4 separate regions of the Mus musculus genome follow, and all the other regions are linked to region 4. A link is a loop called in an ENCODE intact Hi-C map of the cell type or tissue named here. Cell type or tissue: left cerebral cortex. All regions are shown on one strand. Region 1 overlaps Cryzl1 (crystallin, zeta (quinone reductase)-like 1). Region 2 overlaps Cryzl1 (crystallin, zeta (quinone reductase)-like 1). Region 3 overlaps Itsn1 (intersectin 1 (SH3 domain protein 1A)). Region 4 holds the start of Gm25245 (a small nuclear RNA gene).

What was found. A loop is a pair of places that touch in the nucleus more often than their neighbours do. Peaks named below come from ENCODE experiments on the same cell type or tissue, not always from the same donor. Only the 100,000 strongest peaks of a DNase experiment are listed, where the experiment ranks them.
Region 1: it touches region 4 in a loop (4-fold over the local background); 23 of 42 quality-filtered maps call a loop at or near these places.
Region 2: a loop joins it to region 4, with 2.9 times the contacts of the local background. A loop is called at or near these places in 26 of 42 quality-filtered maps.
Region 3: a loop joins it to region 4, with 2.6 times the contacts of the local background. A loop is called at or near these places in 5 of 42 quality-filtered maps.

The regions. Positions count from the first base shown.
Region 1 is chr16:91,690,657-91,698,656 of GRCm38, forward strand. It overlaps Cryzl1 (crystallin, zeta (quinone reductase)-like 1), which reads right to left. Exons shown (of 13, transcript NM_133679.2): 9 at 4,605-4,703; 10 at 3,526-3,644; 11 at 1,943-2,048; 12 at 48-93. The region is part of intron 1 of Gm10785 (predicted gene 10785); the gene reads left to right. Among named protein-coding and RNA genes, the nearest start is that of Gm10785, 5.8 kb to the left of the region's middle. In left cerebral cortex, a CTCF peak has its summit at 4,228 (motif pointing right); a DNase peak (open chromatin) is centred at 4,226.
Region 2 is chr16:91,701,031-91,709,030 of GRCm38, forward strand. It overlaps Cryzl1 (crystallin, zeta (quinone reductase)-like 1), which reads right to left. Exons shown (of 13, transcript NM_133679.2): 5 at 7,799-7,843; 6 at 6,195-6,263; 7 at 42-175. It overlaps Gm10785 (predicted gene 10785), which reads left to right. Exons shown (of 6, transcript NR_040389.1): 2 at 7,748-7,860. Among named protein-coding and RNA genes, the nearest start is that of Gm10785, 16 kb to the left of the region's middle. In left cerebral cortex, a CTCF peak has its summit at 3,742; DNase peaks (open chromatin) are centred at 1,854, 3,803, 4,074 and 4,396.
Region 3 is chr16:91,825,732-91,833,731 of GRCm38, forward strand. Itsn1 (intersectin 1 (SH3 domain protein 1A)) reads left to right here. Exons shown (of 39, transcript NM_010587.2): 15 at 2,130-2,217; 16 at 2,463-2,602. Among named protein-coding and RNA genes, the nearest start is that of Gm52262, 75 kb to the right of the region's middle. In left cerebral cortex, no CTCF peak of the experiment used is centred here; a DNase peak (open chromatin) is centred at 4,746.
Region 4 is chr16:91,914,310-91,922,309 of GRCm38, forward strand. It overlaps Itsn1 (intersectin 1 (SH3 domain protein 1A)), which reads left to right. Exons shown (of 39, transcript NM_010587.2): 39 at 1-6,270. It overlaps Gm25245 (a small nuclear RNA gene), which reads right to left and starts at 7,106; the gene lies at 7,000-7,106. In left cerebral cortex, a CTCF peak has its summit at 3,695 (motif pointing left); DNase peaks (open chromatin) are centred at 3,679 and 4,358; H3K4me3 peaks cover 504 bases; H3K27ac peaks cover 485 bases.

The DNA.
Region 1 (8,000 bases), 220 kb before region 4:
TCTTTGAGAATTGAAAAATGATGATTTAGTTTTTTGTTTTAGCATACCTGAAAACACCAGCTGATAACTTCTCCATCACATCTTTTAAGATACGTAAATGGAAGGATTGTTAAGGTTCAACTTAGCAGAGAGGGGTAAAGAAACCATTCAAGATGCTGGGCAGGACTCCTTTTTCTTTATATATAGCTTTGCACTTTCAAATTCAAAGTGGCACCACAGCTACTAAAACTGTCAGTCACTGCTAGAGCAACGGGATGATTAGCAGTATCTGAGGTGTGACAGGAACACAAGCGCTGGAAGGCGAGTGGTAAGGACAGCCAGCCAGCCAGCCAGCCAGTCAGCACGGAGCTGGTCAGGGGTGCCATGGTCTTCTTCACTTAAGCATTATGCACGCGGTATAGTCAGCATTTCAGCTCTCACAGGGAGTTAACATTCATCAGTTGATCCGGTTGGTAACAGGTTCAACTTGTTTCCATAAATTCTTTTATTTGTTTCAAAAATGAGAAAAAAAAACAAGTTAATATGCATCTATTTGTGGCAGTTTTAATGAAAAATGTCCCCCACCGGTTCCTGAGTCTGAAGAATCAGCCCCGGTTGGTGTTAGAGAAGTTATGGAGCCTTTAGAAGGTGCATCCTTGTTGGAGGAAGCGCTTCACCGGGGCAGGCTTTGATGGTCTATGGCCTGGCCTCATCCCTGCTTACTGCTCGCTCTCTCTCCCTCTCTCTCACCTATCTTGATGACAAGGCTTCCCAGCCATTATGGAACTGTAGGCCCAACTGAACCCTTCCATAAACTGCTTTTGGTCATGGTGCTTGCCGTAGCAACAAAAATGTAACTAACATACTATGTTACTAGCAATCAATAGTATATCCATATTAAGAAAAATAACAATAAATAAGAAGATCTGGAGAGGGGCTGGAGAAATGGCTCAGCAGTTAAGAGCACTGACTGGCCGGGTGGTGGTGGCACACCCCTTTAATCCCAGCACTCAGGAGGCAGAGGCAGGCGGATTTCTGAGTTCGAGGCCAGCCTGGTCTACAGAGTGAGTTCCAGGACAGCCAGGGCTATACAGAGAAACCCTGTCTCGAAATACCAAAAAAAAAAAAAAAAAAAAAAAAAAAAAAAAGAGAGAGAGAGAGAGAGCACTGACTGTTCTTCCAGGGTCCTGAGTTCAAATCCCAACAACCACCTGGTGGCTCAAACCCATCTGTAATGAGATCTGATGCCCTCTTCTGATGTGTCTGAAGACAGCTACAGTGTACTTACATATAATAAATAAATAAATCTTAAAAAAAGAAAAAAAGAAGGTCTGGAGAGAGGCTCATTGGTAAGATCACTTGCTGTATTTGTAAAGGACCCAGGTTTGGTTCCCAGTTCTCAAGTGAGCCATAAGTGTCTGTAACTCTAGTTTCAGGGGACCTGACACCCTCTTTTGGTCTCCTTGGACACTAGGTACACAGACATACACATAAATAAATAAATAAACTTCTAAAAAAAGTTCCATTATGATACTTATAAAATTAAACTGTAAGCATTTAGGAATATTTTATGCAGTGGCACCATCATAAAAGTTAAGTATGCTACCAATTTAGGTATCAGGTAATGCCAGGTTAAAAGCAAAAGAAAAATTTCCACTTGTCTCATTCTTTATCTCCCATTCAGAAGGGGTTAGACCCTGTGGTGTGATTATGACTCTGTCTCTTGCTCCCTGCACCACTGGGCACCCAACAGTAGCCTCTCACCTGTGAAATGGAGCTACATTACTCAGGCATCATAGACTTAATGTTTAAATGAATACAAGATACATGTCACACTGTCAGACAGACTCAAGGAAAGTTCACAGCTAATTATCATTTCTTATTGTTACATTGAAAGAATTTATGAGTACAAGGCAATTCAAAGCTAGCAATTCAAATTCAAGTCAGTACAAAAAAAGGATATAAAGATATTTTCCCTGTTGTGCATTTGACAAATTCCAAACTTCATCATTAAGGAAAGCCACCGTTGCTCCCTTGAGGAAAAGGCAGTGGCTATCTGGAGGATCCAACTTTATAGAAGAGACAAAGACAAAGCAACCACTATTAAGTTGAACAGCACAAAGATGCTCAGACTACAAAGTCTTTAGTACAAATTAAACATTGTAGGAAGCATAGCACTTGCTACAAGCTTAAACAGCCAGTAGTTACCTGCCATTAGTTAACTCTTAGGTTTCCTTCTCTATGCTGTGATGAAGTAGATAGAACAGGGCAGTTGCAGGGCCGATCTGGCATCTGGGGGAGATGGGGTAATGTGTTTGATAGCTTCTCTGTGTGCCTTCTGCCCACTACTGTCAGGCACCTTTGTCTGGACTGGTATATTATTATAGTACTTATATATTAGCTATGATATAAACATTCAATTAGAATTCTGTTGAAAAATATTTCCTTGGGAGGTAATTCATCTATATAGACATACAGGAATATCAATTTGGGTTATAAAATTATGATAGTATTATTTATAATTATTTCATTACAGTTATAAGGTTACTGGAAAGAAAATTTTTAGGGTCTGGGAGATGACTCAAGCTACCAATGTAGTTGTTGCATAGACACAAGGACCCAAGGTCGGACGCTAGCACCCAGTAAAAGGCCAGGTGCAGCAACACACCTGTCATCCCAGATGTAAAAGGCCAGGTGCAGCAACACACCTGTCATCCCAGATGTAAAAGGTCAGGTGCAGCAGCACACCTGTCATCCCAGATGTAAAAGGCCAGGTGCAGCAGCACACCTGTCATCCCAGATGTAAAAGGCCAGGTGCAGCAGCATACCTGTCATCCCAGATGTAAAAGGCCAGGTGCAGCAGCACACCTGTCATCCCAGATGTAAAATGCCAGGTGCAGAGGCACACCTGTCATCCCAGATGTAAAAGGCCAGGTACAGAGGCACACCTGTCATCCCAGATGTAAAAGGCCAGGTGCAGCAGCACACCTGTCATCCCAGATGTAAAATGCCAGGTGCAGAGGCACACCTGTCATCCCAGATGTAAAAGGCCAGGTACAGAGGCACACCTGTCATCCCAGATGTAAAAGGCCAGGTGCAGCAGCACACCTGTCATCCCAGATGTAAAATGCCAGGTGCAGTAGCACAGCTGTCATCCCAGAGCTAGAGAGGCAGAGACAGGATACTTGGGTCTTGGTGCCAGCCAGTCTAGCCAAACTGGCAAGCTTTAAACTCAGTGAGAGATCCTCTCTCAAAAGATAGGGTGGAGAACAATAGAGGGAGAGACCAGATGTTTACCTCTGGCCTCTCTTGCATATACACGTGTACACAACCATAAAAGTGTAATATGAAATACAATTTAAAAATACAACTGTAACTCATTCTAACTGAACCACTTCCCTGCTGGATAGAATCTGACCAGTGCATACCTAACACAGAAAAGAAGCTCCATTCTTTTAAGCCCAGGGTGTAATTAGAACTTATGCTGCTCTTTGCTAATGGCATTCCCTTGGTGTAATAGCAAGGCTTTACTATTTCTGATAATACCTGAAGGTTTTCTTCTGTTGTTACCCAATGGCCTCCGACACCAAGAAGTGTGATGATGTCATGCTTATGTGGCAGATGTAACTTTACAGCTGGTTCATCATCTTTACTATATAATCTCACTTACAAATGAGTAAGTAAAAAAGAGAAAAAAGAGAATTTATAAAAATCTGACAATTTATTTTATTTATCAGTCAGTTTTATAGCAAGAAACACTTTTCTTTGGAAAAGGCAAACTTAGTTGGTTTTACACTATACCAAAATGTACTCTAGACTTAATTAAAATTAAATGCAAAATAAATTTTTATTTGGAAGCAAGCAAGGTATGTCTCATGATAATTCTAAGCAGCCTGGCTTCATACAACGGGGTGAAGTGCTGTCTCATTAACTGACAGAGTCACATGCACTGAAGCCCACACGTGAGAAGTGAGCACACTGATGTACAGTATACACTGCCACTGACGACTTCATACGTCAGCTTCCAATCCTGGAAAACAAACATCAGGGAGGCCCACACAGAATGGCTACAGTACAACAGAGTACAAGTACAGTCACTGTGCGGCTCCTAACGCTGACTCTTCAGGAGGAGTGATGCCGCCACATGTGCACGACTAGGTGTGAGATGGCTTCAAGTTAAATGTAAAAGCTCACAAAGAGATGGGACAAACTTGTTTCCCTCTATAGCAGTACAGAGGTCAGCCGTCCACTAGAGGGCAGCCATGCAGTACCCGTGCCTAGGGAATGCTGGGCAGGCGTGTAGTAGTAGCGACCCTCTGTGGAGACTCATCCTGATGACGGTTTTCTCACAGGGTTCCCCTGTTCTGTTTAAGCTTCAGTGCCTAAGGCTTAAAACCTGTGCTCTCTTCCAGAGGAACAGCGTTGAGGATGGGAATCAGGGAAGGAGTTAGACTTTAAATAATTTTTAATTAAAAACAAATCCTTAAACATCCAACTTTATGAGTGCAGTAATAATTAGTTCCTAGTTAAACCTTTTCTTCAATTTATCTAACTAAAAATATCACACAGGCTACTCAGTTCTCAGGAACCCACCTCCTGCATCTGCTCGGTTCTCAGGTACCCACCTCCTGCATCTATGACAATATCTACTCCCAGGCCACCTGTTTCCTCCAAACAGCTTTCAGCAACATGGACTTTCCCATTAGACACATCAATCACACGGGCTGTAAAGGACAGGAAATGAAGCAATTGTACTGTTTTCTTTGCGATCAACACAAACAGATTGGGGGGAAGGAAAAAAAAAACAGCTAGTAAGTTTCGACAATTATTAAATTAAAAGGAAAAAGTCAATCCTGCTTAAACTGTTTCTTTAGGAATTCAATCTGGGTTGGCAGCTCCACTAGGCTGAAAACATCCGAGGCTGGCCTGTGACAGAGTCAGCTGTCTCTGAGCACGGGACAGTCTGCCAGCCCCAGGAACCAGAGATGCGTCCTGTGTCTGTACACTGTGACACTCATCATTTCATCCCTTCTCACTCACGGACCCACCTCCCCTGGCTCCTCTAGCTCCCTGGAATGGATAACAGCCCTGAATGTGAGGAACAGGAATGTGATTGGTTTTGGTAGAGATAGGGTAAAAATCAAGCTAATTTTGATTGGCTTCACTTATTGCATATGTGCGTGTGCACACGCACACAAACACACACTTTTTTGTATCTGCGTGCTAAGTGAAGGACATGGATAAACCCTGGACCTTATCAATTGCAAAAAAGCAGACCTCTACGGAGCTATGTTCTTAGCTCTTGAAAGAACTATAGCAATAGGAAAATGAATTATATTAATAGTACAATAGAACTATACTGAGAATTGAAAAAAATTTTCAGAATTTCAACTAATGAGGATATAATTCTATTTCATTTTGTTCTTAGTACCTCGGTGAGGACAATGTTTGTCAGAGCTGTTCAGACTACAGGCAGAGTCTAACAGCAATCTGTGACTCTTGGTGGTAAGATAGGGCAAGGATGGGGTGCAGGGTGAGGGTGAGAGTGCAGAAGCAGGGTGCAGGAATGCAGGGGTGCAGGGTGAAGGTGAGAGTACAGACAGGGGTGCAGGGTGAGAGTGTAGAAGCAGGGGCTGTAGGGTGAGAGTGTAGAAGCAGGGGTGCAGGGTGAGAGTGCAGAAGCAGGGGCTGCAGGGTGAGGGTGAGAGTGCAGAAGCAGGGGTGAAGGTGAGAGTGCAGAAGCAGGGCTACAGGGTGAGGGCGAGAATGCAGAAGCAGGGGTACGGGGCTGCAGGGTGAGAGTGCAGAAGCAGGGGTGCAGGGACTGCAGGGTGAGAGTGCAGAAGCAGGGGTGCAGGGTGAGAGTGCAGAAGCAGGGGTGCAGGGTGAGAGTGCAGAAGCAGGGGTGCAGGGTGAGAGTGCAGAAGCAGGGGTGCAGGGTGAGAGTGCAGAAGCAGGGGCTGCAGGGTGAGAGTGCAGAAGCAGGGGCTGCAGGGTGAGAGTGCAGAAGCAGGGGTGCAGGGTGAGAGTGCAGAAGCAGGGGTGCAGGGTGAGAGTGCAGAAGCAGGGGTGCAGGGTGAGAGTGCAGAAGCAGGGCTGCAGGGTGAGAGTGCAGAAGCAGGGGTGCAGGGATGGCTTACACTGCACATACTGCTCTTCCAGAGGACCTGAGATCAGCTCCCAGGTTCCTGGTGCCATTGTCACACAATTCTCAACTGTCTGAAACTCCAGCTTCAGGGGATCTGGTTCCCTATTTTGGAACAGCACCCGCACACATGTGGCATACATACACGCATATAAAATAAATTGTAAACAAAAACTTTACACGAAGGTGCTGGGTAATCCTGTAGGGGGAGAATTAGCCAACAGGCAAACATTTTCAAGAACACAGTCGTAGCTATCTACCTCTGTCCTAAGCTTTCTCCCCATCTTCCCATGCCAGAGAGAGGAACACAGGCCTTCTTACATGATAGGTAGGAGTCTATTACTGAACTACAATTGGCACCTCCATTCCACTTTCTCTTTGTGTGTATATGAACATTTGCAAATGTTTATAGGTGAACATGCTCTCATATGCACTTGAGGATGGAGGCCCAAAGTCTACAGTGGAAATGATCCTCAACTGTTCTGCAGTAAACAAAATAAACAAAAACCCCAACTGTTTCGTATTACATTCATTGTGTGCATGTGTACAAGTTCTCATGTGTGTGCCACAGCAGAGGACAGCTTTTCTCTTCCCACCACGTGGGTCCCAGGGAAGGCATTTGGTGGCATGTATCTTTACCCACTGGCCCATCCACTTGTGTACTGACTGAGGTAGGGTTTCCCACAGACGCTGTCTTGTCATTCAGCCTGACTAATGTAGCCAGCTTCCCCAGGGACCCCATCAGCCTCTACTTCCCAGTGCTGACTACAGGACATGGGTTCTGGGATTCAACTCTGGTTTTCATGTTTGAGTGGTGACTGCTTTACCCACCGTGCCATCTCCCTGCCCCCCAGTTTTATTCTCAAACATCTTCAATCTCCAGCTTTTCCCCCTTAGCTCCTGTATTACCTTGCTTCTATCTCTGTTTATCTTTGTCAGATGCAGAAAGCAGCAACAGAAAGAACTTGGGACTAAAGTCTTAGTCCAGTCCTTTGTCTTGTTTATATCTTTTCCCTCCCTCCCTCCCTCCCTCCCTCCCTCCCTCCCTCCCTCCCTTCCTTCCTTCCTTCCTTCTTCCTTTTTGGTTTTGCCAGACAGTGTTTCCCTTTGTAACAGCATTGGCTGTCTTTATTTATTTATTTAAATATTTTATTTATATAAGTGCACTGTAGCTGTCTTCAGACACACCAGAAGAGGGCATCAGATCTCATTACAGATGGTTGTGAGCCACCAGGTGGGTGCTGGGAACTGAACTCAGGATATATGGAAGAACTGTCAGTGTTCTTGACCTCTGAGCCATCTCTCCAGCCCCCAGCATTGGCTGTCATTGAACTCATTCAGTAGACCAGGCTGGCCTTGAACTCAGAGATCCACCTGCTTCTGCCTTCCCAGTGCTGGGATTGATAGGCCTGTGCCACCCACCACTGCTCAGTTATATCTAGAAGAAGCCAGTTAGACTCTGAAAGCGCTGTTAGTTGCCAAGGGCTTTAAGTCACATTTCACATGACTTTTCCTGACTGCCCTTCCCTCATGCTCTGCTTGTTTTTCTCTGTTACTTTCTGTTACTTTCTTCATTCCAGTCTTTCCTTGTTCTTCTGTCCACTATCCCTAGCCTCAATACTTTTCTTCTTTTCTGTTCAACCTTTCCGAGAGCTTACCAGCCTCCACCATGACCTGCACATTTCAGCTGTAGCTGGCCTGTGTTTATGTGTACATGGGTCTGCTTCTCTGCATTCTGCACAAGGCAGGCAGTGTTCACGGCTGAGAACTATTGATTATCAGCTAAAATAGAGACAACCTGTGTTTCTAAATTGTATCAAAGTTGACTTGGTTTAAACTTGGTTAAGTTGGTAATAACAGAACAAGGAAGAAAAAA
Region 2 (8,000 bases), 210 kb before region 4:
GGACTAATTTTTTTTTTTAAACAACATCAACTGGGACTCACACTTGCCCCGTCCATGATCAGCACAGACTTTCCAGGAGAGAGTTGAGAAAGATAATACAGAGCTGTGCAGGCTCGGACTCCGTCCCGGATGACGCCAGCAGCTTCCGTCCATGACACCTTTTCTGGCTTATGAACTATTATGACAAAGGACAAGAAGAAAGAGCTCATTAATAAGTTCCATTAGTACCTCGTCTGTCCCACCGTGGGCGCCGAAGCTGCTGCAGTCCTCCCTTTGTCTCTTCTGTCCCTGTTTCTGTCCACAGGCACTCAGGAAGCACACAGAAGGTCAAGCACAGCGGTGGGGCTGACCAGAAAACACACACAGGTCACACACATTGCCTTCCTCCTGACCAGTCCCCGCTCGCTCGCTCTCACAGGTCCTGTTTCTCTTCTACCTTCCGTTCATCACGTGGCCACTCAACAGTTACCAGCTCTGCCTGACTCTGCACTTGATCTTTTTTTTTATATCATTTCATATTTAAAATGTGTGAATACATGTGTAAGACACAGTGTATGTACAAACAGCAGAGGGCACACCCTGAGCCCCACCTTGGGTTTTCTCTGTATAATTTTTTTTACTTATTCACTTTCCCTCTCTCTCACTCAGTGGCCCCCTCCCTGTTACCCGCTTCCACAGTTCATCTTCCACCCTCCTTCTCCTTCTCCTCTGAGGGAGCAGAGATCCCCTGAGTATCCCCCACCCTGGGACTTCAAGTCTCTGCGAGACTAGGCACTTCCTCTCCCACTGAGGCCAGACAAGGCAGCCCAGGTAGTAGAATATACCCTACATACAGGCAACAGCTTTGGGATAGCCCCACATGAAGGTCAAGCTGCATCTGCCACATATGTGCGGGGAGGCCTCGGTCCCGCCTGTGTTTGCTCTTTGATGGTGGTTCAGACTCTGAGAGCCGCAGGGGCCCAGGTTTGTTGAGTGTGTGCGCTGCTGAAGGCCGCACCTCCCCTGAGTTTTAAACAGCTTTTCCCTGTCCTGCTTAGGAGACCGTGGTGGAGCTTTCACTTTTATTATTTTATGGCTTGGGCCACATAGAAGTATTGGAAGTATTTGTCCGTTCTTAGCTGGTGAACGCGTTTACAGTCTTGGGCTGTCAGGCAGTGGCTCTGAGCAATAGCACCTGCCGCCAGAACAGCCGCTGGCCATCCTTGACTCCGAGTCCACAGCCCATCACTTGGACATGTGACATTCTTACTGTGCCTGTCTAATAAAATGCTGAGGATCCCCCCTCTCATGTTTGCCGCCTCTAGAGTACTTTTATGAAGTGACGAAGTCTCAGCATTTTCTTGTTTTTTGTTGTATGTTATTTTCATGTATTTCAGATGCCTTCCACTGCACTTAGAAAAACAGTGAAATTCCCAATATAGTTTTAAAAGCTCAACATATAGCTGGGTATCATGACATACACACTTAATCCCAGTACCTGGTGGGGAAGGGTGTGCAGGGAAGGCAGAGGCAGGCAGGTCGCTGAGTTTGAGGCCAACCTGGTCTACATAGTGAGTTCCAAGCACCATGGCTACATGGTGAGACCCTGTCTCTAAATTAAACAAAGAAATAACATCCCTGCCCCGCAAACCCTCAAACGGGGATGACAGTCTAAAAAGTGAGCGTTCTGTATGACCTGCCCAGGAAGCTGTTTCTTCACATTTCCACTAATCCTTGTTCAAATAAATTGTGGTGCTGTTCCCACTAAAAGCAATCCTTTCTGTAAACCACGCTTTCCATAAGAGCTGCTCACAAAGCAGTCAGCCATGCAGCACAAGAGACTAACACCACCTGGTGGGGAGGCGGAGCCTACACCCCACCCTGGAGAAAATGCTGGGCTGAAACAGGAGGAGTGTTTCTTTATGACACTCTCTGGAGCAGGCATGATTTATAGATCTGCTTTCACCCTTGGTTCCTGGTCATATCTCACACTGCCTGTCTTATTTTCTAAATGATGATAAGTGTATCTTTCATCAAAGAATTTGGACCTTTTGTCCTTGGTTGCCTGCTCAGTGAAGGTAAAATACGATCTTTTTATTGCTGGGGTGTGTCAGTTCAGAAGCAAGCTTCAGAGAGCAAAGTCCCTGACTCTCTGTGCTCTGATCTTGCTGCTCTGGTCTTGGAGCCATAAAGCTATGACATGTTTTGCCTGCTGGCAGATATGAAGACCTTCAGTTTTTATTTTTATCTATCAGTCTGTCTGTCTATCATCCGCCCTTCTATCTGTGTACCTCTGACTGTCCTAGAACTTACTCTGTAGACCAGGCTGGCCTTAGACTCAAGAGATCTGCCTGCCTCTGCCTCCCGAATGCTGGGAGTAAAGGCGTGCGCCAGTACCAAAGACCTCCAAGAGAAAAAGACATTGTCCTATGTATTTCATTTGTTTATTTGTATCCTTTAATCTCCGTTACAGTAAGCCAGTAAATGTATTATCTGCAGTTCTGCATTTCATGCAGCAGCGTTTGCTTGCATTTATGTGCATGCACCATGTGCATGCCTGGTGCTCCTGGAGGTCAGAAGAGGGCACCAGTTTCCCTGGATGGACCTAGAGTTACAGACGGTTATGAACGACCATGTGGGTTCTGGTAATTAGACCTAGGTCTTCTGTAAGAGCAACAAGTGCTCTTAAAACTTAACATGTTGACCACTGAGCATCTGTCTCTCCATTCCCTGTCCTCGCTCACTCAGCCACTCTTACAAACTAAACAAGCCTGAAGTGGAAACCTGAACTCTTATCAGAGTCCCGAAGGCCCACACTAGTGACCATGCCACAAATGAAGGCACTTCTGTGGGACTGAACCCTCAAACTGTAGCATCTCTGCTATCTCCAGGCAGACAGCACCAAGCTTAAAGAGACTTAGATAGGAATAGAGCATGTCTGGTGTGTCCAGTGTAGAAGTGATTGCCATAGGGAGAGACCCCTGCATTCTGAGGTCACCACCTCAGGAGTGACCCACGTTCAGAACACTGCAGAAGAAGTGCATTTTGTTTTTTTCTTTCTTTCCTCTTTATCTACCTAATACTATTTTTCTAATTTTGCTGATTATTAAATTAAGTACAGAATAGTAATTGATTTACCTAAGGCCTCATAGGTAATAAAGTGAATATATGAAAAAGACTAAAGTAGACCTATCTATTCTCATGTTCATCTACGCATATTTTACTTATATGGCTTTTGGGGAGGCAATATCTCCCCACCATAAGATTTCAGTCTGCCATATTTTATCAAAATGTTATTCATATGACATAATCCCCACACTTGTAAAAGAATGACAAATCTGAGACCAGCTGTGGGTACACAGCCTTATCTTGGAAGAGAGAGAGAGGTGATAAAAACAGGGCATATATATAATCACATATGCATGTGCACACACATCTACATATACACACCATTCATGTAGTCCTTCAAAAAACATTAAGGGCAATAAAACTACATTTAAGAATCTAAAAGTTTTTTTTTTTTAAGTTATTTTTAGCTGGGCATGGTGGCGCACATCTTTAATCCCAGCACTCGGGAGGCAGAGGCAGGTGGATTTCTGAGTTCGAGACCAGCCTGGTCTACAGAGTGAGTTCCAGGACAGCCAGGGCTACACAGAGAAACCTTGTCTCGAAAAACCAAAAAAAAAAAAAAGAGTTTAAGATTTATTTTTATAATTTATGTATATGTGTGCACTCAAGTACCACAGGAGCCCATAAGAGGGCGAGATGCTCCTTGCTGCTGGAGTGACAGGAATCTGAAGGCTGCTGAGTGTGGGGGATGGGCTCTGAAGCCCAGTCCTCAGGAAGCAGCAAGGGCTCTCAAGGGCTGGCCTCCAGAGGTTCTAACTAACTGGTAAGGGGCCTTGCTTTGACGGTAGATGCTCAATGCTTATTATGTTAGAAAGACTAACAAACAAAATAAGGATCAATGGTCGCTACATGAACACTAAGAATAAAGGACAGAGTTGAAAGTATATGCCCAATTTTGAGTGAATGAAATTATTTTTAAGCTTGGCGGAAAGCCTTGAGAGCTGAGAGCAGCTGGGGCTATGGCGATGGTTCCGTGCTAACACACACTCTCCCCAGGCCTGACGGCCAAGATCCACCCATGGAACCCACGCGCAGAAGGAAGGAGAGAACCGACTACAGACTACAAGTGGTCCTCTAAGCTCTACACATGCACCCTGCCTGCTCGTCACCTCTCCACCCATACAGACAACAAACAAACGAACATTTAAAAAGGAGTCTAAGCTAGGTGGAAGGAGCCCAGTTTTGAAGTGTCACTGATATTGTGAAACGGTGCTCACATCTGGTGGTCGTTTGGAACCACATACTTGGGTTTGGTAAAAGAACAAGATTCAGGTGAACGCAATCGCAATGACTGAATGCTGAGTCTTACTGCACAGTCGCTCAAGTTGAATCTCAGATTTCCCAGTGCAGTTTCCGGAAATGTATTGAAAGCAGCCTCTGCCCATAAAAAGCTGGAGCTGCAAACAACAGCTTCTAGCTGAACAGCCTCATTCTGCAGTGAGTGTGGCCAGGACGCTCACCGAGGGCTCATAACTTTGGTGGTCATTTGTTAATTTTTTAAAGATTTTTTATATGGATGTGTGCATGTATCTGTGTCTGCAGGCCATATATGTGCACGTCCATGGAAGCCTGAGGTGTCGGGCCCCCTGAAGCTGAATTGCAGATGGTTGTGAGCTGCCAGATATGGGTGCTGGGAACTGAACTCAGGCGCTCTGGAAGAGAGGCCCGTGTTCTTCACCACTGAGACGCTCTAACCCCAGTGGTGGTCACTCTTAGAGGCTGTTCTGAGTTAGGTCCTTGGTTTGTAGCCCGGGTCCTGAACTCTAGATCCTGTCTCTGGCCTAAGTACTAGGAACACAGCCATGTTCTACCACAGCTGCACTAGAGGACCCACCCACCCCTAAGGAAACATCGAATCCCAGCTCTGTCCTCAAAGACTCTCAGCACTTGTCTACTCCATAGACTTCCGACACTCCTGGACTATAATCCACCTTCCTGACTTATAAACAGAACCAGGAAAGAGCATCATTTAGAACACATTACAGCTAGGCCCCAAAAGTCAGTGCTCATTTCCTGCTGGACTGGGGATGCAGATGATGGCAGAGCACATGACTGCAAGCACGAGGCCTTGGGGCTCCATCTCCAACACCTCAAAGGACTCACCCTGCCTATCGGGGCTTTGTCTTGTTGCTGGTATTTTAAAAGCCATTTGGCTGTATGTATGTGTTCATGTGTATCTGGGTGTACATACCCATGCACATGGCATGTGGAAGCCAGCGCTACATGTGGCGTGTCTTCTCAACCATTCACAATCCTTCTTTTTGAAATAAGATCTCTCTCATCAAAGTTGGTGTCCCCCAGTTGGTTAGGGTGCCTGGCCCACAAGCCTTTGGCAACCCTGCTGTCCCTGCTGTCCTCGGCACTGCAGCTACGGGTCTGCACCACTGTCCCTAGATTTTCTGTGGCTTCAGGAGTTCCGAATCAGGTCCTGAGGGCTGTGCAGCACGTTCTTCACTGCCCGAGCTGCCTCTCCAGCTCAGCTGTCTCTCCTTATGGCTTCAGCTTCTACAGCAAGTGGGGGCCACCTATCAGCTCTAGTTCCTAAATGTTCTTTACCTACTCCAATTGCACAGGAGATGAAGTATCTTTTCATTATTTTCAGGACGTGTATATGCATTTACGAAATGTTCAAAATGTAATTTCTCATGAAAAATAAAACTGAATACTGATCAAAGTCTATTAGCAACAAAAACCAAATACAAGCTTTTAAAATTTTTTCCTGTTTCAGCTTTGACAAATACTGTCTAAATTGTGTACATTTTTTTTGTTTGTTTGTTTTAGTCAGTAATGAAGAGTTCAATGGTATAGTTCTTGCTTAGCAGACTGGAGGTCCTAAGTTCTATCTCTAACAACACACACTCGAGTACACACACACACAAATAAGCCAAGAGCAAGACATTTATAAATTCTGATGTGAAAGATTCTACAGCCATGAGCAATGTTAGTAAATCTCACAGGTCTACACAATGCTTAATCTAAGCACTAATTTATAAATAACATACGCCAGAAGTATCACTTGGCTAAGGAAAGGTTATGCTCTCAGTGGAATAGACTTATATAGTTCTGAAGGACAGACTGCCACGTACCCAGGTAATGCTCATGTACTCGAATAACCTCACAGAGCCCGGGGTCTTCGGAATCCAAAGGCAGAATTCCTAAAAATTAAAACAAGAAGCTTAAGGGGAAGTCTGTGAGTGAACTCATTTCCTGGGAGATACGTTCATGTAAACTCTGTACAGTGAAGTTGATGTAAAGGTGGCCGATGTCATGCAGCAGACCTGGAGTGCTGGGGTCCCTGAGCCTCCTTCCCCCAGTATGCCCTGAACAGAACCCTGCGTTTCTGGAGGCTACTCAAGTTCTAAGTCTGCTCTCTTACAAAAGGAAACGTAGGCAATACAGAGTATTACTGAGTGCTTGGATAACTAAGACTACAATCATCAGTTCTTCGAGTCAGAGGCCCCGTGAAAGCTGGAGACACGCTTTCCCGTCCCTCTGATCTTCAACGGCCTTTCCCAAGGCTCAGAGGATGCCGTCTATGAAGACGAGGAAGACCAAGACAGTTATGAATGTGGCGTTCACACGTAGTTGCAGGACTGTCTGGGACACAGGCATGAGCAGATGTTCCCAAAATGCTTGCAGTGATTATAGATTTAAGAATAACAAGGGGGCTGGCGAGATGGCTCAGTGGTTAAGAGTGCCAACTGCTCTCCTGAAGGTCCCGAGTTCAAATCCCAGCAACCACATGGTGGCTCACAACCATCTGTAATGAAATCTGATACCCTCTTCTGGAGTGTCTGAAGACAGCACTTTAGTGTACTTACATATAATAAATAAATCTTTAAAAAAAAAAGAATAACAAATTCAGGGCTGGAGAGATGGCTCAGCGGTTAAGAGCACTGACTGCTCTTCCGAAGGTCCTGAGTTCAAATCCCAGCAACCACATGGTGACTTACAACCATCTGTAATGAGATCTGACTCTCTCTTCTGGAGTGTCTGAAGACAGCTACAGTGTACTTACATATAACAATAAATAAATCTTTAAAAAAAAAAAAGAATTAACAAATTCAGCCGGGCAGTGGTGGCGCACGCCTTTAATCCAAGCACTCGGGAGGCAGAGGCAGGCAGATTTCTGAGTTCAGGCCAGCCTGGTCTACAGAGTGAGTTCCAGGACAGCCAGGGCTATACAGAGAAACCCTGTCTCGAAGAAGTAAAAAGAAAAGAATAACAAATTTGCTTCAAGCTAATTTTCATTTGTAAAAGTACAGCAGAGAGCTTTGTGGGGTGAACAGAGGTTCTACGGCTCACTCCATGGACAATCTTCAAGCACAGGCCTGTGACTTTTTCTAGAAATTTCAGTCTGACCAAGCAGTAGGGACTAGGCAGGAGAGCAGAACATGGAGGGAAGGGTGCGTCCTGCTGGCTTTGTCTGTGACCGCTCGGCCAGCGCCTGGCAGGCTTGATGTGCTCTGCTGAGGCTAAGCTCTCTGTTTTCTTCAGTAGTCAGTATCTGAGGACTAATTCCAAAAGTCAGAAGAGTATCTTTACTTTTGGAATGTGAGGATTGAATGTACTACACTCCCAGTCGAAGACAGTGTCTTTATCTGACGTGCGGTCACAGTGAGCATTACTATTTACACAGAAGAAAGACAGCTGACGACAGAGGACTGAGGACCTGGGCACCACCACTTACCGACCACTTCGTCGTCTGGCTGAAAGAACGTTACCTTCCTGCCAACTAAAGAGCAGAAATAGGTAGGCATTAGCATCACAAGGAAACTGCATTTAATTATTTACCTGCTTATTTTATTATGTGTGTTCTGGCAACATGTATATCTGTGTAGAATGTGTGTGTTTGGTTCCATGGAAGCCAAAGAGGGCATTGGATTCCCTGA
Region 3 (8,000 bases), 89 kb before region 4:
GACTTTGGATCAAGTATAAGCTTAGTGAATATTCCCATATACACCTGAAAAACATATGCACTCTTTTTCACCTTAGCGTGTCCAATTAGCCAGTTAGAGCAAGCTGATTCATGGTAGAGTTCCAGCTTCCTTACAGATCTGTGCGTTCTGCAGCGGTGGCTGTGCTGGGGCCACACACAGGCCTTCCTTCTGCCTGCACTCTAGGCAAACACACTCCTGAGTTAGACTCCTCCCCCTGTGACCACTGCGGTCACCCAGAGAGGCGCATCCTCCCTCAGAAGAGGTTCCCTTCCCGTCTGTCTGTTGTGGTTTCCTGTACTTGAAAGTAGCATCGGTTTGAGATTGAGGCTGTGATCACGGAAAGTAACCAGGATGAGAAGTTCATGGCCAGAAGTCGTTTTCAAGTGTTAAAAACTATGTTTACTTTTTTTGAAGTATGTTCTTCTGTATTGTAGCTCCTTTTATTTTATTTGTTTGTTTGTTTGTTTGTTTGGAGTCTCACTCTAGCTCTGGTTGGCCTTGAACTCAAAGAGATCCACTTGCCTCTGCCTAGTGGTGGGCCCTTGTAGCTTTTAGAATTGTTACTCAGAAATCTGGGCAAATAATACCCAAAGAGATTGAGAGTAAAGATCGTGTGCTCAGTATGCCATTATTGTGACTGAGTGTTTTATGACTGAACACATTTGGTACCAAACACAAGAGTGTTCGTCATTGGTAGGTGCAGGTCCTGGATTACTGGTGAGGTGACCGCAGCTATGCTCTGAGGAAGAGAAGCACACAGACAGTGAGGCTGGCTGCTGTTGCTCCTCCTGTGCATTGGCGCTCTGCCTTTGTAGTCAGTCCCGGCACATTTGGTATTGACGTGACCTATTGGAGAAACTTGAAGCTAAAGTTTTTTTAAAGATTTACTTTACTTCTTCTGTGTGTCTGTGTGTCTCTGTATCTCTGTGTGTCTAGATTTGTGTCTGTGTGTTTGTTTGTCTCTGTATCTGTGTCTGGGTGTGTGTCTGTGCGTTTGTAAGTCTCTGTGTTTGTGTGTGTCTGTGTGTTTGTAACTCTCTGTGTCTGTATGTGGATCTGTGCCCATGAATGCATGGCTATGGAGGAGTGCTGAATCCTTTGCTGGTCCTTTGTGAAAACAGCCCTGCTCTTAACCTCTGAGTCATGCCCAGCCTGGGCTATGCTTTTTAAAGAGCCCTTTCCATGGGGGACATCTCAGTGGGTGGAAAATGGCGCAGGTTCCTCCTGATGGGGCTTGAAAGCACTGAGTAGGCTTTGCTTTCCAGGACAAAGGTCTGCTGTGTGTTTTGTTTTGTGAAAGTCTGCTGTGGGTCACTCAGAGGCCTAAGAGGTCCCTGAATCCCTCTATTGAGTTAACCTCCTACCGTGCAGGCCTAGCACAGTTCATTCTGCAAATGCCAATGTGTGTCTACAAGTGGGTGCCAGAGAGACTGGATCTGGGCCTCTACAGGAAATTCTTAAGGCATTTTATTTTCTCACAAGAGTCATTTTTCCCCACTAAGGTAAAAATAAATGTCAAGTAAGCCAGCAAGGCTGCCAGTTTACTAAAGTGACTACCAGATCATTACAGCTGAAAGTCAACAAATACTGTGCTTGGCACATTACCACAGAAATTCCAAATAGTCTCCCTTATGTAGTTTGGTTTCAACTTTTTTCTGTGCTAAATTAAAAAGGGGGGAGGACAGAAAAAGAGGGTAATTCAGGACTCTTAAGTTTAAAATTCCTTTGTGATGGCAAAACATGAGTAGCATTTAGGATTCTAGATGTGACAAATGTCCTTCTGAGTTGTGTGTCTAACGTTAGGCATGCAGTCAGCCTCGGTTGAAGCTAGTGAGTGCCACATGCAGAGCAGAGCCAGCTGAGGCTGACCCCCACCTGACCCCACCATGCTAACCTGCAGCCAGCTTGTGGCCTTTGTGCTGCATCTCTGCAGTTAAGAGAGTGGGAGTTTCTTTCATTTCATGTATGTCACACCCACCCTCGTAAGCAGAACCAAAGGCGTGGCGGGGCAATGTGCAAAAGATGCAGGTGAGGTGGGAAGTGACAGGGAAGGACCCTGGGATCTCAGGGTCACTCACTCACCTGCTGTTTCCTTCCCTCTCCCCTAGGAATCTCAGCAAATGCTTGGAAGACTTATTCCAGAGAAACAGATACTCAGTGACCAGTTAAAACAAGTCCAGCAGAACAGTTTGCATAGTAGGTGTCTTATTGATTTGCATGTTTTGTTTGTTCTGTTGGTACACATCCCGAATGCTGGAAGAGGTGACTTTTGTTCAGGCATTTGTTTTATCCCTGAGTAGTGCTCCCCTCCTCCCTCCCTCCCTCCGTCCCTCCCTCCCCACCCCCCTTATCAGCAAGAATTCCCTTCATAAACATGAAAGTTGACCATGTTCCACACTGTTAGCTAAAGTTCTCCTAACTTGTGTCCTCTTCTGAAATAGGAGACTCGCTTCTTACCCTCAAAAGAGCCTTGGAAGCAAAGGAGCTGGCCCGGCAGCAGCTCCGGGAGCAGCTGGACGAGGTGGAGAGAGAGACCAGGTCAAAGCTGCAGGAGATTGATGTTTTCAACAACCAGCTGAAGGTGACTCCTGGGTGCTGGGCCGCCTCCCCTTTGCTTGGCTTGTGAGCAGTGGTTCAGGGCCTCTGTGTGAAGGCTGTCGTGGTGCCCGCTGCCCCTCCAGTTGTGCTTGCTTTCTCTGAGGTCTGTAAGGTAGCCTGTGTTAGGGCCCTGCCCCTGCCCCTGCCCACCTTTCACACCTTTCTTTTTTTTGCCTATTTATAAACATGTCACATCCAAAGCCAGGCCCAACGTGCTCTCTTCTCTGTGTTCACTGAGGGTTACCCAGGTGCTTTTCTGTTTTAACTGAAATTTCCCTGCCACTCCAGTGATCGTCTGGAGTATGACCTGTCTTATCTCCCTCACTTTAAATGCCTTTCAGCTGAATTAGTTCATGGGGTCATGGCTCTGTCTCTGGCACAGCTGGTGATGGCTTTGTCACCCTGCACAGTAATTCAGGAAAACCACACACACAAGCCTCTTTCTGTATGGTGTTCCATTGTTTTAATCACGTTAACTCAGGCTTGCCATAGTGGCACACACCTTAAATCCCAGCGCCTGGTAGGCTGAAGCAGGCCGACCTCTGAGTCAGGGGCAGCTGAGGCTGCATAATGAGATCCTTTTCAGAAGTAAACGGCTGACTGACTGACTGACTGACTGACTGACTGACAACATAGATAAATAGGTAGTTAGATGAGACAGTGGATAGTTCATTGCATTCCAAAAATATTCACTTTAGTTTTCTAACCTTAAAATTCCTTATAATTTACTATGTATGGCCCATTTAGCCCCTAATACTCAGAAATAAAACTAAAACCTTTACTACTAAAAGAAAATTTTAAACTAGAAAGTATAGTTGAGGGTTTTTTTTTTGTTGCCCTTTGGATTAAGAGTCCATGCCAGATTGTCTAGACATCCAAGTTAAAGTATTTGTGCAGTTCTTTCAGCATTGAGGAGTGAACTTGCTCAATTGTACAATTCCAGGAAAGTACTCTCCCTTAGGGGAGTGCTGTGTAGCCGACGTGTGTTTCATTTCACATTGCTTTCCTGTTTGTGTGTGTGTGTGTGCGTGTGTGTGTGTGTCGTATCAGTATGGGAGGTGCCTCTTTGAGTTCTCTATCCCCAGTACAATAAAAGCTGTTCTCGCTTGCTCTCACTGTAACTTACTGCTGTATTAAGCAGAAAGGATTTAACATGGGGACAGTCTCACAGAGTCTCCAGGTAGTGGGTAGTGCCTGGATGTAAACCTTTGAGGACCGTCAGCTTCGGAACACAGGAGAAGCACAGCGTTTGCCTTAATGATTGCTTTTCTACCAGTTTGGCCTAAGACTCGGTTCAGATGCTAGGGAAAGATGCTCAGGCAAAGGCTTGTGACTGACACTCAGATCTGTGGGCTAGAGATGTTAGTGCTCGTAGCTGTTGCCATTGCTGCAGAGAGCACCATCAGATGGACTGAGTCGCGGTCTTGTGACTCTGTGTGTGTGTGTGTGTGTGTGTGTGTGTGTGTGTGTGTGTGTGTGTGTGTGACGCTGCTGCGTGTGGTGTCAGAAGTTCTTAGCTTTCCCCACACACACTGGCCCTTTCCCAAATAGGCTTATTTTGAAATTATAACATTTCTTTTTGCCTTCTACATTCTTATTTTGACTTCTTATTATCAGTAAAGTTCATATGGCAAATGCAAATCATAGCTGTGTTGTTGATCCTTTAACGTCCATTCACGGGGGTCCACTGAAGGGGCTGTGTTGACTGAGGTTTTTTTGTTTCTGGAATTCCTCTGAAATCTGCGGAAACCAAAAAAGAAATGAGACAACTGAGAGACTGCGTTAGCATTTAGTTTCTCTGTGATCTCCTGCTGTTTCTCTTTATGTCCACCACGCTGGAAAATACAAAGCGGTTTTCCCCTGACTTTAGAGCATGTGTTCAATAGCAAGCAAAATTTCTGTAGGAACTAGACCAGAAGGAGCCTCGGCCTGACCCTTGGCGTTTCTGCAGCAGACAGCAGTGCTTCCGGGGCATCTGCACAAATGCTGTAAGATGCACTCCTCCCGTTCCCAGAGAGGTGCCGTGCCGGCGCGGTCACCCACGGGTGCACAGCTGCTCTTTTCTCAAAGGCCCCGGCAGTAAGTCAGGGTTCAGCAGATTCATTTCATGTTCGTGGAGGTTATGCACTCCCAGGCAAGAAGACAGAGCTGTTGGCCGGCCTTAGCTGCTAACAACACTTTAAGGAGAGTTGCCTGGGACGCCACGCCCACGTGAAGCAGCTGACTGTGGGCGTGCATGGATCCGGTGAGGATCGCTGCCCCGTGTCACTCGCCGGCCTCACCGCACTACACACGGCTTCCTTTTGTAGGTATAAATGCATTTTGTTTTGACTGAGACAATAAAGACTGAGGATTTTATAGTCTTTCTATACACACATAATCACAGAATCTACTTTTATTCTTTTCCCTAGACTCATTCTTCCGCTAAAGGTCTTACCCATTTTCTTTACCCTGGGAAGAATTAGCTTTTTATCTTATCTGATAAGCTAGGGAAAGTCTTGAGTTTTCATCTAAAATGAGGACAGAATCTTGCTGTAGGCAGACAGCAGGCCTTTGTTTCATATTGGAACCAGAATATTAAAACTTATAGCAACAGCTCAGTGATAGACCATTTGCCTACCATGAATGAGACCATAGGTTTAATCCCACTGCAAAATAAATAATAAGTTAGCATACTTAGAATCACAGCACTGCTGGCAACTTTGGGTTTAACACATGACCTCAAATCCGCGACCTTCACCCTTCATTCTGCGCTCTTAGAAATGTGAGACTCTTGCTCCATTTCACAGAGGCTATTTTCCATGCATTTATCAGATGGAGACAACTATAGCCAGTGGTAGTCTGAGCAAGGTTCACCCGGTTCCCACACGGTCTCTACATAGGACTCAAGATGGGCCTAGTTCTGCATTGCCCCCAAGACAAGAATCTCACTGTAGCAGTTACACTTTGCTATCGTCTCATAAAGGAAAGTTGGTGAGGCAGACATACAACACCCTGACATAGAGGCTCCTTCCTGTGCTGGAGATTCCTGACTTGACATGCCTAAAATTCAAGACTTGAAAGATTTGATGGGAACTTTAAGAATTAAACTCTGGATGGGGTCAAGCAAACCATCTAACCAGTATACTAGCCAAGAGCAGATTTTGATAGTGAGTATTGCTACTAAATTGCTATTATTTCTCTCCCCTCCCCTCGTTTATTTGTATATTTGTTTATTTATTTTTAGAGACAGGGTTTCTTTGTGTAGCCTTGATTGTCCTAGAACTCACTCTGCCCTGCCTCTGCCTCTGGAGTGCTGGAATTTAATTCACCACACCAGTATGCCCAGCTAAATTACTATTTAGCATCTTCATTCAGTGACCAAATTTATTTACCATAAATTTGTTTATAAAATGTATCTTACATACAACCAACACATCTCAAACTCATGCTCTTGAAATATCATTTTAAACTTTTAAATCTATAGCTTTCTTGTTACACCTCATTTTACAGAAAATCAGGTTTCAGCTTTTTTCAACAAGCTGAGTTGTCTAAAGGGCACATGGGGCAGGCTGTAGTCCCTGGGGCTCTGTAGTTTACAGGGCTGAGAGATGTCAACGTTGTGCAGAGTGTCAGAGGACACCGTGAAGAAGCCTTCCTGGGACCTCTCTTGTCCTTGGCAGTGGTGGCCCCATAAGGGACAAATATCTGTCTGCTTCAAGTTTGCCACCTCACTTTGCTCAACATGAAATTTTATTCTTATTTCCACCTAGAATAATAAAAATCCTTTAACTGACTCCTTGTGGTTCTGGGAACTTCATCTAGAATCCTTGAGTATGGACCTACTACTACCCAGATGTAAAACAGACAGCATGTGTTACATACCAGATTTCATGTCACACGGAGACAGATTTGGTTGGTTTGGGGTTTGTTTGTTTTTTGTTTGTTTTGGTATAAAATATGGGTGTTTTCTATGTAAGGTTGGAAAAACATTTAATAAAAGGTTATGAGAGAAAGGGGCAAAGACAGTCTCCTGAAAGTTTTTTTTTCATCCTCTGTATCATTTACCCAACAACTTTCTGCTTTAGAGGCGGCATGCTGTAGTAGGTGACAGGCTGACAGGCTGTAATAGGTGGCACACTAGAGTAGTCGGCATGCTGTATTAGGTGGCATGCTCCTCTATGATGGCATATTTCCTTGTGTGTGAAGCTGAGACAGTTGGGGAGTTCCAGTTTCTAGGAGAAACTAGAGTCCATGTTCTTTCTATGGAAACAGCAGAGTACTCTAAGCTTGCTGTGCAGAAAGGATAGGGTCAGACTGCCCAGAGGCTGGCTGTGTAGTGCTACTTGGTGAGTATTGACTTCGGTTTTCAAAGAATGATTTGAACATGTTTTGCAAACATTAATCTGAACCTTCTTAGAATTTAGAAAGCAAATTGAACATCTTTATGCTCTTCCTGCGTTTAGTATATCACATGAATAAACTTTATAATTGCAGTTAAATATAGAACGTCCATTTTCTTTGACTTTGTACTTTTTTTTTTATATCTTGAAATAATTTTTTTCTAGATTACCGGGAGATATGTTTTTGTGTTTTCTGGGCTCATTAACTTGTTTACTCTTTTGTTTGTTGTGTCACTTAATTGGGAAATATTATTGTATCATAAAACTCAAGGGGGCCAGCAAGTTGGCTCAGTGATAAAAGAGTTCAGTCCTTGGAACCCAAGTGACAGAAACAGAAAACCAGCCACCAAAAGTTGTACACACACACACACACACACACACACACACACACACACACACAGAGGCACGCACATGTGCACATACTCCCCCCTCCCCCAGTAGATAAATAAAGGACAAATATACAAATAAAACAAATACCTAGAATTTTTGTTTTGTTTTGTTTTTCGAGACAGGGTTCTTGCTGCCCAGATTGGTTTCCTATGAGATTAATAGTAATCAAGCTCTTTAGATTTGTGGCGTCAAGTTCAGGAAATTACAGTCAGTGGTCTGAGTATGTTTTTGCCGTTTATCTCCAAAGGACAGCCTAAGGCACAAACAAAAAGCAAAATAATTATAAAAAGTTAGATATCCAGATTTGTGAACACTTTATCCCAAGATGCTGGTCTCTTCTCAGCCTCTGTTGCCGGTCCTCTTCCTCTTCCTTCTCCTCCTCCTCCTCCTCCTCTTTCTGTTGTTACAGGCATCTTTATGGAGGGATAACCCTTTCTTTACAGTTTATTCAGGTGAATATCTCATACATCAGCTAATAGGACCCTGAAACCCCCCATTTCTGAGTCTCTTTACGACCCCGTGAAGGAGAGGCCATCACAGTAAGAGATTCAGTGACCTTTGGCATAGCCATAAAACAGCCATCAGTGAACTTGAAACTGGGCCATATCT
Region 4 (8,000 bases):
TCTGTTGAGATGGAGTCCTATTGTGACCCATGGGTGACACACAGAGTCTCAAACCTTGATTCTCTCCTCCTTGACTCTACTTTTTTGACCAGCTAGCCTTCAGTTCCTACAAATGGTAGGTCCTTGCCAACGAGGAATCTGAGGCTCAGATGTCTGCTTTGTAAATGCTTGCCCAGGCTGCACCACCTGGCACCTTGATGCCAGCTGTTCAGATACCCCCTGAAGGCATCCCTCTTCTATGGGCCACACTGCCAGTACCTCCCACACTCTGACCTCCTCTCACTCAGGAAGGCACTTTCCTGGAGCCTGGCTATGCTCTGACCCTCAGTCACCCCTGAGAATTATCCCGAGAGCTCTGAGGACAGAAGCCCCTGACTGGGCTTCCTTCATGGGCCACTTGATCCAAAGGGTCAGTCCTTGTCTCTGGGGAAGCGTCCATGTTTTGTCACCCAGCAGATGGATGGATAGCTTTATCTCTTGGGACCAGATTTGCTGTGTCCACAAGAGTTTGGAGACATATGTCAATCATTAAGGTCCAGATCTGCCCTCGATGGAACAGAGAGCCTTCTAGATGAGAGTCAGCAGGAATGCTGGAGAAACTGGGCAAGGGTGCTGGGTTCAATTTTGTAATGATATGTCTCTGTCATTGGACAGCAAATAAGAAACTTCTCTCCCTAAAGAACCTTTCTTCCTTATTTTCAGACAGGACCTGACTCCATAGCCCAAGATGTCCTTGAACTTAGGGTCCTCCTGTCTCAGCCTCCCGTGTGCTGGAATTTCAAGTGTGTCCCGCTGGGCTCAGCTGTCTTCATTTTTATAAAAGGTGGATCAATGGGCCGCTCATACTGCCTGTTATCTTCACTCAGTGCCAACGTGTGTTCTAGACGTGTGTCACGAGGTCACAGGCGTCTGGAAAGGGTGATCGCAGGTTGGTCTTCCAGGGTGGGACAGCAGCTACCTCCCCAGGAGCTGCTGGGCAGGAGAGAGCTGGGCAGGAGAGAGCTGGTGACCATATACAGTCCAGGGTGTCCTAGAATCCATTAATCAAGGACACATGGACGGGCCCCTCTGGCTTTCATTTGACAGGTGGAGAACCTGAGCCAGCTGAGACCGCAGGGAGGATTTGCACCCCCAAGGGCTTTGTTTCTAGCTGTTCGGACCTGGCCTGATTCCTAGGAAGAAGCCAAACCTCTGATGGATTCTTTTCCTCTTTTAGACCCTGTCAGAATCCAGATGCACGAGAGTTAGAGACAGTTCCTCCTCCTCTTCCTCCTCCCCCTCCTCCCTCTCCTCTTCCTCCTCCCCCTCCTCCCTCTCCTCCTCTTCCTCCTCTCCCTCCCCCTCCTCCTCCTCTTCCCTGGATTGGCCCCATGGGCCCAAATTCTTGTTTTTCTTTGTTTCCCCCTTATTCTCCAAAGACACATTGAAGCTGACATTTCAGGGAATGCCTTATTGGGCAGGCCTACAGAGGCTGGCTTGTATGAGTGGTGGGAACCTCCTCAGAAGAGCCCAATCTTGCTGACTAGTAATTGACAGTAAGGAGTCCCCAACATGGGTCCTAAGATGCCACCCCCTCCTCCCCTGTATCTCCCCGCTCCTCCCCTGCACAGTCTCCTTTAAAGGGGGGTCAGCACCTGACCTTTTCCCAACTCCATTGCTTGCCTACCTGCCAAGGGACCCTGTTCTGCAGGGACGTGGGGGTGTGAGGGTCACCGGGCCAAGGTAATGCAGGAGAAAAAAGGAGGGAAGGAAAAAGGAAGAGAGAAAGAAGGAAGGATGGATGTAAGGATAGAAGGGATGGAGGAAGGAGGGAGACAGGGCAGGTGGTCAAAGAGAACGTTAAAGAGGCTTCCTCGCAGGTTATGAAGGTAAGGGCTCACTCAGTGCCACGTACTCCCCGTGGGGGTTTAGGGGACCGCATCTCTGGAGAAGAGACTCGCAAACTGAAGATGGGACTTACCCCTGCCCTCCTTGTCATGGAGACTTAGACCTCTAGTGTAGCAGCCCCTAGAACCATCACGGCTTCCTTTCTTTTTTATTTCTTTTTTAAAGATTTATTTATTATACTTAAAAAACAGACACACCAGAAGAGGGTGTCAAATCTCATTACGGATGGTTGTGAGCCACCATGTGGTTGCTGGGATTTGAACTCAGGATCTTCAGAAGAGCAGTCAGTGCTCTTAACCACTGAGCCATCTCTCCAGCCCCCACCATCACGGCTTTCTGAGTGGCAAATTCCCAGAGGCCCTTGGGCATAGCATTCTCTTTTGAATGACTCCTATTAATGAACATTGTCCTTTGAAGGGCTATTCAAGGAAATAATGAAGACTTCTTGTTAGTTTGGACTTGCAATAAATAACTGGCTGGTTGCCACAGGGACTCCTCTTTCCAGTTCCCTGTTTCCTGATACCTAGAAAGTAGCTGAGCTAGAGGAAGAGAAAGTCCCGGAGACCGTTTCCTCACAGGACATTGCACGAGGTCCCTGTGGTCCCAAGGATCCACTAATGTGTATAATGACTTCGTGTCTGTAAGCGCCAGGAAAGGTTCTGTCCTTGAGAAGCACAGGAAAATACAACCCGTGAGAAAGATGGCCAGGATCTCAGGCTCTCTAAGTTGAGAGCATTGAAACTCCTATGTCAGCACCCTGGGCAGACTGCAGTCAGGAACAGCAACACAGTGAGCAATGCTGACAGGATGCTGTTCCTTCAGGGGGGCTCTATCCTGTCCAGGCCGCCTGTTGGGGGCTGGGAGGCAGAGAAGGGACCTCCTTTGTGGCTTTTAAGCCAACTTGTAGATCTAATTTTAAGTCACTTTAATAACATAAAATTCCTGCTCAGTGGCTGGGTAGATCGCTGACAAAGTGCTAGCCCGGCAAACCTGAGGCCCTGAGTTTGATCCCCAGCCCTTTCGTAAAGAAACCAGATTCAGCATGCGTAGCTGTAGTACCAGAGCTGGGGATGTGGAGACAGGGGGATTGTTGGACTTGTTTCTTGGTGCCGTGGCTCACAGGGGTTGGGACTGGGGATGTCTTGAAGGATAAGGTACAGAAAACTCAGTACGGAAACATTAGTGTTTATCTCCACCAAACAACTAACTCAGTTCTACTCAGACCTAACTAGTTCCTTTAGTAAAAGGAGCTAATAGTTTATATTTTGGCAAATAATTCTCCTAGCACTGTGTGTGGCTGTCCTATTTCAGGGTGAATTGCCCCTACGCTGTGTCAGGTCCTATGCTATATTTTAATCGGATCTGTTCTGTTTTCTGGAGCAGCCTAGAGTCTCGCTGTTATTACAGTGATGAGTATTTTAGTGTTCGAAGTCCACCGAGGAGAGTTTCATTCAGAAGCGGGCTTATTCCGTCAGCCTTCAGATTGCCCAGCGTCCCTCCGGGATTTCTGGGGAGCTGGCCAGTGACCAAGGCTCCTTTTTACGCTGTGGAAATTCCTCCCTTCTTCTTTTAGAACCATCGTACCCGTATCCTGTGCGAGAGCTGCGCCTGTGGTTTTCTGCCTCCCCGGCTATACTCTTTTGTCTTTCTTGTCTTATCTCCTGTTCTCGGTGAAAACAAGAGTGGGGACCTTAGACAAATAGGAGCCAAAGGCAGCGTGGTGGCTTGTGTGGCCATTTCCGCACTGTGGGGCTCTTCCTACCTAGATGGTTCTATTGGCAGGGTCAAGGTGCTGGCGCCCCCTGCTGCATCCCAGCAGCATTGCTCTTGTGGAACTTGCTAGTGAGAGGGGTGGGGGTAGGGTCAGGGCTAGAACCCGACTGTAGTGCTCCCCGACTCTCCCAGCTGAGCCGTGAGCAAAGAAGGAAGGTGTGAGTGAACCCAGCGCTGGGCACCTACTGAAATGGCGTTCCTGCCTGCTGGGGTGGACAGAGACCCTCCTCAGCTTCCCTGCCTTTTCTGTGCCTTCAGAGGGGAATGTTGCAATTCAGTTCTCCACAGAAAAGGACTGGCTTCCTGAAGTAGGCCTCTGTCCCTGCGAGACAGGGTAGCCCTACTTGGTAGGATAGCAGGGTGTCTACCTGAAGACTTCGACTTTGGACGTTTTAAGTGGCAAATGGTTTGATGCAGCCCTTGGATGCCCGGAGTGTGTCTGTGAGTGAGTGTGTATGTGTGTACCAAGCATTGGGGGATGGCTGTGTGTCCCACTGAAGGAGACAGGAGATGTTTTGCTCTACCCTTCCCCAAGCTGCATTCAGGACCAGCTGGTAATGTGTGGACCAAGTGCAAAAATAAAAATGGCCTCCTCCTTGCTCCAAATGATTAGGGATTTCAGCAGGGGCAGCAGAGAACTGAGCTGAGTTTGGGCCCTGCTGTTTGGAGGGGCTCCAACACCCTGGGGCTGGCCTTGACTACACTGTGAATGGAGCAGGGAGGGCCTTGTTATGTCTTTCTTCTTTGGAAAGGTCTCCCTGGCAGGCTGCGCGGAGCTGAGATGGAAACACATCGTCCCTTCTCCCTCTCTCCCCCCTCCCTCCCTTGTTTTCTTTTCCTTTCCTTGCAGTGCTAATTATCAAAGCCAGGGCCTCGTGCATTCTTAGAAAGTGAGGTGCTTTTCAAAACTCTACTCTTTTATCTCTTAAAAGTACAAACAGTGCAGAATAATTACAGCGCCCGAACCCCCGGCTAACACCTGGAAGCGCCCTGGATGGACGGGGAATGGTCAACATAGGTTGATGGTTTCTCAAGTCTCCGTCCAGGGTGTGTCTCTGGATATCAAGTGGGGCCTTTGAGTCTTCAAAGTTGAATTTTCTGCTTTGAAATGAAACCTTTCCCTATTCAAGGGTTGGTCTCCCGGTTTCTGGTGTCACAGAGGAGATTCTAAACTACTTTAATGGAGAAGAGCCTAGAAGAGCACAGGGTCCCTGTCTGACATCGAGAGGTCCTTTGTTCCTTTAGATACTGCTTTCTGGAGAGAGAGTGGGCGGAGCCAGATGCCTCTCTGCCCTAGAGGCCAAGTGTCTGAGAGTTTACTCCTGGGAGGCAGGGCTCTCACGGGATAGATCCTCCATGTGTCTTTGGGTGTTCGCAAAGAAGAAAGGCTCTGCTGTGTGTGTAACCTCTGCATTCTGGAAGCCCACAGCTCTGGGGAGGCCAGAAGTTAGGAAGCCGCTCCTCAAAGGTGTGTGTGTGTGTGTGTGTGTGTGTGTGTGTTGCTTTGTTGTGCAGCCTGTGTTGTGTTGGATGCTCCAAGCCCTTTGAGGCTCTGTTTGCCGTTTGCAGATGTGGACCCATGTCCACACATGCAGAGCAATAATCTTTCTCGAGTTTCCCGATTCCACTCCTGTAATCCCAGCGCTCCAGAGATAGAAGCAGGAGAATCAGGAGTTTAAGGCCAGTCTGGGCTACGTGAGACCCTCTTTCAAAACTAGAAACACAGAAACTGAGAAGGGAAAACCCACAGAAGGCTCACCTGCCTCAGCTTTAAATCACCTTAAATGGGTCATGATCCCTAGAGGGACCTGACCACTACTCTGCCAGCATCCATTTTAATGAGTGAAGATTTTGGATACCCTTCATCAATTAACATTCTCTAAGCGTTACTTGCTGAATATTGCTGTCAGATCGTTCTCTCAAATGATGCTCAATGGTAAGACATGCATTTAACTGAGCATTTGTTGTCAATGGAGCTGAGAGGTCAGCCTCAGCTCTGGTCCTTGGCAGCCCACAAGCTAAAGTCTCCTTGCCCCTCCGTCTGCCGCGGTGCACACAGGGGCGCAGGCTACCATTCCCCTGTGCTGTACTGTCTTCGCTCTTCTGCTCTGCAACATTCCACACGTCGATGGTGAACATAGGTGAACATATCTGTACAGAGGCGAGAAACCTCCGCCAAATGTCCTGTGTCTGACAGTCAGCTCACAGCTCCTGGGTTTCTGTATTTTGTGCATTTTCCAACAAAGGAAAAAGACGGAAATCCACTACATAATGTGAAAAGATTGTGTTCTGTATGTGGTTCGTCAGGAAATCTTTGCTGTATGTTTTTGGCAATGATGATTATATGTGTATACAGTATGTAAGAGGCTATGCTGTTCAATGTTGCATAAACTTAACAGTCTCTAGTCTGAATATCTAACTTGTTATTGTAAAATGTGATTTCTCATCGAGAGATTATTTTTCTGTATGTATATGAGAGTATTTTAGGAATCTAACTTAAGTGCATAAACTATAGAAGAAACTTAAAATCATATCCCAGGAGTAGAAATGCGTGATCAGGTCACTTGGGTTCAACCCATCTAAATTTTATTAAAAAACAAATCCAAAGTGAATGTTTAGGAATTCAAACGTGTGGATTTTTTTTTTCTGCCTTGCAGGGGATATGTGGTCGATGAGATGGGTGGAGCCATGATAGAATGGAAGAGATCTTGTAGCCATGACCCGGGGTGAGACCATGTTAACTCATACGATGCACGCATATTCTGAAGAGACAAACAGTCTGCCTGCAGCCAGACCTGCTGCCACAGACAATGGGCTCTAGTCAGGAACATGGCATGGTCAGAGAATTCAGGCGCATTTGGGGAGGCCACATGCTGGCTTCAGCCTCTCACCGTTTGGAAGCACACAGGAAGGCTGAGCTTGGGTTTCTTTTTTTCTTTCTTTTTTTTTTTTATTACATATTTTCCTCAATTACATTTCCAATGCTATCCCAAAAGTCCCCCCCCCCCACTCCCCTACCCACCCATTCTTATTTTTTGACCCTGGCGTTCCCCTGTACTGGGGCATATAAAGTTTGCCTGTCCAATGGGCCTCTCTTTCCAGTGATGGCCGACTAGGCCATCTTTTGATACATATGCAGCTAGAGTCAAGAGCTCCGGGGTACTGGTTAGTTCATAATGTTGCACCTACAGGGTTGCAGATCTCTTTAGCTCCTTGGATACTTTCTCTAGCTCCTCCATTGGGGGCCCTGTGATCCATCCAATAGCTGACTGTGAGCATCCACTTCTGTGTTTGCTAGGCCCTGGCCTAGTCTCACAAGAGACAGCTATATCATGGTCCAAAAATATGGAACCCTTCACGAATTTGCGTGTCATCCTTGCGCAGGGGCCATGCTAATCTTCTCTGTATCGTTCCAATTTTAGTATATGTGCTGCCGAAGCGAGCACGAGCTTGGGTTTCTAGGCGCAGATGTTTTCAGGTGTGAACAGTCAGCTGGAAACTTCCTGGAGGCCCACGCCGAGCCAGGAGGCCTACCTTCCCTGCTCCACTCTCTTCCCCGGAAAGTATCCAAAGTCCAGGCTACTCCTGGGCACAGCCCTTCTATACTTGACCACCTTGAATGTTGCTTCAAGTGAACCAGGGAGGGTTTGTGAAACAGTTCTAACCTCACCTCTAACCCCTGCTCCCCGAGAGAGCATCGCAAATGACTTTAGTTAGAGGGGACCTTGTGAGTCCAGCCTTACCCAGCTGACCAGAAATGCCTCTCAATTAAGAGCTGGCTTCTGGTGACTCGGGTGAATACTGATCGCTCCTGGACTCTCGGAAGTGTGAGCACTAGGCCAGCACGTCTCCCAGCATGTTGTGTGCCTTTTAATACTGCCAGCCTAGGCTTCACGATGCTGGAGGCTCAAGTGGGAGTAACGTCCTGACTGCAGAGGTGCAGGTAGCGTTACTGCAGGAAGCTTCCCGGGCTCCGCGAAGGCTGGAATGACAGTGTGCTCTCTGACTGTCCCTGGTCCCAAAGGTCAGGCCATCCAGAGATCTCTGAAGGCCAACATGCAGACCCACCTAAATTCTGGCCCCCTTGTCCAGAGACTTCTTTCCTTCTCTCCTGGAATGCTGGTCTTTGGGGCTGGGGTGGTCATAGGCTGCGAAGATAAATCACCCACACAATTGTCCCTTGTCCCAGGTGTTCCGAATGTGCAGAAGAGAAGGTAGGATGGACGTAGGTCCTCCCCCACAGTGCTGGTGAGGTTAACTAGCCTTTGTGATCTTTGTAGTGGACCATGAGGCTGGTGGCATGCGGCTCCTTCTCAGCCCTGCCCAGTGGTAGAAGTAGA